Regions from separate parts of the Mus musculus genome. Here region 2 is linked to region 1. The links are chromatin loops, found by intact Hi-C in ENCODE. Cell type or tissue: left cerebral cortex. All regions are shown on one strand.

The links. Hi-C counts contacts between places; a loop is a spot of excess contacts. Peaks named below come from ENCODE experiments on the same cell type or tissue, not always from the same donor. Only the 100,000 strongest peaks of a DNase experiment are listed, where the experiment ranks them.
Region 2: a loop joins it to region 1, with 8 times the contacts of the local background. A loop is called at or near these places in 1 of 42 quality-filtered maps.

What each region holds. Positions count from the first base shown.
Region 1 is chr14:70,287,904-70,290,403 of GRCm38, reverse strand. It overlaps Ppp3cc (protein phosphatase 3, catalytic subunit, gamma isoform), which reads left to right and starts at 907. Exons shown (of 14, transcript NM_008915.3): 1 at 907-1,223. The coding sequence starts at 1,175. In left cerebral cortex, a CTCF peak has its summit at 1,011; DNase peaks (open chromatin) are centred at 909 and 1,177; H3K4me3 peaks cover 2,086 bases; H3K27ac peaks cover 1,519 bases.
Region 2 is chr14:70,442,317-70,444,816 of GRCm38, reverse strand. It overlaps Polr3d (polymerase (RNA) III (DNA directed) polypeptide D), which reads left to right and starts at 1,346. Exons shown (of 9, transcript NM_025945.3): 1 at 1,346-1,484; 2 at 1,697-1,866; 3 at 2,422-2,465. The coding sequence starts at 1,702. Mir320 (microRNA 320) reads right to left here and starts at 1,307; the gene lies at 1,226-1,307. In left cerebral cortex, no CTCF peak of the experiment used is centred here; a DNase peak (open chromatin) is centred at 1,412; H3K4me3 peaks cover 1,816 bases; H3K27ac peaks cover 1,420 bases.

The sequences.
Region 1 (2,500 bases):
ATTTGCTGGCCTTCCAGTCTAGCAGGCATGTCAGCTTCAAGTTTAATGGGACCCTGTCTATTAAATTTAAGGTAGGAGCACTAGAGGATGGCCTCGACCTCTGGCCTCCATATGTGCTCGTATGGGCCAGCTCACCAGCACACACAAATACAAACACTTCATGCATGCACACACACCTACTCCACACCACACATACATGACACGCGCACACACACTCACACACGGTAGGGAGGCAGGTGCGGTGTCACTGTGTGTCACTATTCCACAGTGGAATAGATGCGTCCAAGTAGGCAGGTGACAATATAAGGGGAAATCGGTTAGAAGTCAATTCCCTTTCTCAAGGAAGCCTGGGCTAGCGTCCCAGAAGACAGTGAGTGACTGCTGTCTCATGTATATAGAAAGGGAGACACCGCTTCTCAGAAACGGGGTTCTCCCAGGAGCTGAACTGGAGTAGGATGGCCACGGAGGTACTTAGGCTGCTAGATACAAGCTGTATGCAACAAACATGAAGTTGACAGGGGTTTCAAAGTTTGGGGGTTGGTGAATGGGAGAGGGTAACCTGAGAAACAGGGTAGAATGGTTAATTTCTTATGGAGACAAAGTGGGTGGAGGACCCCAGTGATAACGGAGAGAGCGTTCATGAGATAGGGGCTCTCTCTGATGAGAGGGACACAGACTCAGTGGCAGCCACCAAGAATCAGGACACCTGCCTGGTCCCAAGGTCGCAGCTGCTTCCGAGGTCCCAGCGGCTGGTTTGAGAAGCTACAGGTCAGGGTTGGGCGTCCAGAGCATCTGCCCCACGCGAGGCGGACGGCGGTCAGCAGTGAATCCGGAGCTGAGACCCGAGATCCGCGCGTGCGCAGAGCGCGGCTGCGGCCCTCGAGGCCGCCGGGAAGTTGTGAGCGCGGAGGCGCGCACGCGGGGCCCCAGCCGCGCGCAGCCGCGGTCTCCCTAGTTGTGTCCCTCAGCCGCGGTCGCCGTAGCTCTCGACGCGGTCGTCCCCGCCGAGCCGCGGGCGCCGCCGCAGGGAGGGAGCGGCGCTGCGGCCGCCGCCGTCCGAGGACGCCCCGTATTCCGGGGCCCGGCACGGTGGCTGCCCGCTCGCCGAGCGCAGCCCGCCTAGGAGGAAGGCGGCGGCTTGCGTCCAGCGGGCCGCCGGAGCCGGGAGGAGACCATGTCCGTGAGGCGCCCTCAGTTCTCCACGACCGAGCGCGTCATCAAAGGTGCCGAGCGCGCCGCGGGGAACGGCCCTCGCCGGGCGACGGCTCGGGGACTCGAGGAGCGGGGATGGAGGCAGCGGCGGGAGGCGCTGCAGGGCGCGGGGAGGACCGGGCTGCTGTCCGCCGGCGTCCCCGGTGACTGCTGGACGGGTACCTAGCGGGAGGTGGATAGAGCGACCGCGCCCGCCATCCACTCCCGAAGCATCCAGGCGGTTTCTCCTGATTCCCCACTTTTTGGTCTTTCATCTGGGGACACCGTCTGGGTTGTGTGAGCAGGGAGTTCTCTTGACTCACCCAAGTCATGCCTTTCCTTAGGCTCAGCTCTTTTTTGACAGCTCCTTACCAAACCCTTTAAAAAATTATTTTTGAGGGGTGTGGTGGGTATACTGTGCACGTTTGGCTCACTTTCTCTACATATCCCAAGTCATTGCTTTTATTAAAAGAAACAAGATGATAGTGACACAGTCTTCTTAAAAGGGCTTACAAGTTTTGGCTATAAGGACTTGGTGAATAATAATCTCCCAGATGTCTCTCATTATATCTGATATTCAGTTATTCTAAGGAAACACGAAAGTGTTTCTAAATCTTCTGAGTTTATGATATAGTTTCTGCCCTTTACCCAAAAGGACCTGTCTAACATAACCACTGATTCACATGCTTCTATTGTCCGACTTCTAAGACCCCTCCATAATAATAGTTGGTTTGAAAGCACTGTTTTCTAAGAAGGTGCTATGCTTAGACCAGTTATTTCTGAGTGAGGTGGTTTTCACCATAGTGGGAAAAAACTAAAAATTATTTCCCCGTTTCATTTTGATATTAGGAGACAGGAAACTAAGATTAGTAATGATAATTTTTTTTTTAAATAAGGGGGAGCCTATTGAGTGCTCAGAGAGAGAAGGATAGTATTGGTGTCATAAATGTTAGTTATCTGCCTTGGCAGACAGTACTTTTGAGACTTATTTCCTCAGAATTTGGAATCATTAGGGATTGAAGTCAATTGTTCATAGAATGGACTTAGTCCTTTAACAGCTAGAGTGCCATGACGGTCTTCGTGGAAGGCTTTATAGCATTTAAGCCATGAGGAAGATCTGAGCCTCTTAATACACAGGAATCACTTCTACAACCTTCCCTGGTGAAGCAAGGTCATGGTGGACATTAACTTCTGAACTGTCCCGGGTAGCACGGGCCCATGCAAACCAACTGCGCAAGGGCAAGGGTGTTGGCGGGTTCCTCCCACGTTAAAATGATTTCTCGCCACTCTACCATTGTAGTGTTTCGTC
Region 2 (2,500 bases), 150 kb before region 1:
AAATGAAGTTTACTTATTTACTATTTTCATTTTATTTATTTATTTTGGTTTTTCGAGACAGGGTTTCTCTGTGTAGCCCTGGCTGTCCTGGAACTCATTCTGTAGACCAGGCTGGCCTCAAACTCAGAAATCCACCTGCCTCTGCCTCCCAAGTGCTGGGATTAAAGGCGTGTGCCACCACTGCCCAGCAAAGTATACTTTTAATATGTACATTTTCTGAAACTCTTTCCTAGGGATATAATCTACAAGAAAGCAAAAAAGTTGGATGTATCAAATGTACACTAGCTATTTCTAACAACATACCTATTTAAAGTAAGTGCCCCATTAAGGAAACAAGTTACGATATATACATATAAATATGCACATATATATCCTCCCATTGGTCATTTGTCTCCGACAAAGAATACACTATTGTGTGGCACAATATTACAGTACATCAAAAATATTTTAATGCTAGCAGCCTATGGAATTCCAGCAGAAATAGGTTCCTTCCCTAGAATTACATAACCTTTTTATTTGTATTGGGGTCGCTGTAGTGTAACATTAAATGACTCCCCCCCCCCCAGATTAGATTGCAACCACACATTACAATAAAAAAATTTTTCAGCTGGGATTGGTGGTGTACATCTGTAATCCCTACAACTGAGGGATGAGTGAAGAGACTGGACTGCTGCAAATTCGAGGCCAGCCTGGTCTACTTAAGTTCCAGACTAGATAGGGTTACAGAGCAGGGTTGTCTTAAAAATACCCACACCTCCCAACCAAAAATCAAAAAACAAAAACCCTTCCAGTTGAAGAGCAAACTTCAGTTCCAAAGGCTTCCCAGATTTGACTAAGCAGTCATGGGCCCAGGTAGATGAGAAGAGCTATTGGCTGCTCTGTCCAAACTGCGTTAAGGGTGACACCCCAAGACCCCAGGGACCGGCAAGGGAAGGCGCACGCGAGCAAAGGGTCGAGCCCGAAGGTGCAATGACCACGCCAAGGTCAACGCAGGGAGGCTGCAGCCAGCCACGGCCTGAGGGCTCTAAGCTCCCTATGTCCGGAGCCCCATCCCGAGCGGCGACCCCACTGCTCCCAGAGGCTGCGCAGTGTGGACTCCACATACAGCAGGTAGGCGACCTTGGAGCCCCTCCACCTCCGACCCCGAGGACCGCACCTCTACTCCCTGCCAGGGGCCGAGACACGCCCCCACGAGTCACACCCCGGCACAGCTTACAGTCCACCTCCCACATCCTTTTTCGCCCTCTCAACCCAGCTTTTCCCGACTCCGGGAAGAACCGGGAAGAGAAGGCGGAGGGCGGCGAGGCACCGTCGGATAAATACTATGGTCAGGTCACGCCCCCTTGATGTCACTTCCGCCCCAGGGTAAGATGGCAGCGCCCGGTCCTTGCCACGCAGACTTCCGCCTTGCCCGGAGACCCGCGGCCCGTGGTTGCTCTAGTCGGAGGTGAGGTTGTGATACTCGGCGCAGAGCCTCCACGCAGGTGCGTCACGAAGTCCCCAGGGAAAGGGCAGGTGACGGAGTCCAAAGCTAGGGGTGGGGCGCTCCGGGAAGCCTCGCCACGTGGGACGGGGAGGAGCTGAGCTGCAGCGAGAGCGACGCACGGGCGGGGGGCGGGAGGCCACGTGGGTGCGGTTCCGCCCAGGGTCCTCGCGTCCAGCCCTTGGAGTCACTTTGTTGCCTACTTTCTTCTAGGAACCATGTCGGAAGGAAACGCGGCGGGCGAGCCCAGCAATCCTGGAGGGCCGCGACCCCTTCTCTCTGGGGGCCGGGGGCTGATCGGCCGGCGGCCCGCACCCCCGCTTACGCCCGGTCGCCTTCCCTCCATCCGCTCCCGGGACCTCACCCTTGGCGGAGTCAAGAAGGTACCTGCGAGCGCGTTTGTATAGAAACCCACCCAGGCCGTAGGGAGGCGACTCGTGATGTTCATTCATGTGCTGCCTTGGGCCCCTGGTGGGATGTCAGCCTTTAGAGAGACCTGCAAACCTAGGTGCTGGTACAGGACACTGACAGGGTCTCCTAGGCAATTAAAAGACAGTGAATCTAGTTGATTCAAGACATCCGGAAGTGCTTATTATGTTCTGGGCTCCTTACAAAATCCCTTGAAAGCCAGACAAAATTGCTTTACTTGCAATTTCGAGTGTTCATAACTCTGTGGATGTCAGTATTGAAAACTAATAATCTAGTAAGTGATGAATCTTAGGCATGCCGGTAACTGCTCTTTGTCCCCTCCTGTTATGTGTGTAACAGTAGATGTAACTGTACCGAGTAGCTCTGAAAAGGAATAGCAAACACAGGATAAAGCATTTTAGCTTTGCCTTGGGGGCTACTGGTGATAGTCTACCTGTCTCTCTAAGCCATCCCAGGACTGTTGGTCAGTTGAGCACATCGAAAATACAGTACTGTGTTTTACTTTTCAGAAAACCTTCACCCCAAATATCATCAGTCGGAAGATCAAAGAAGAGTAAGTAATGAATGAACAGTACTCACCCCGGTTAG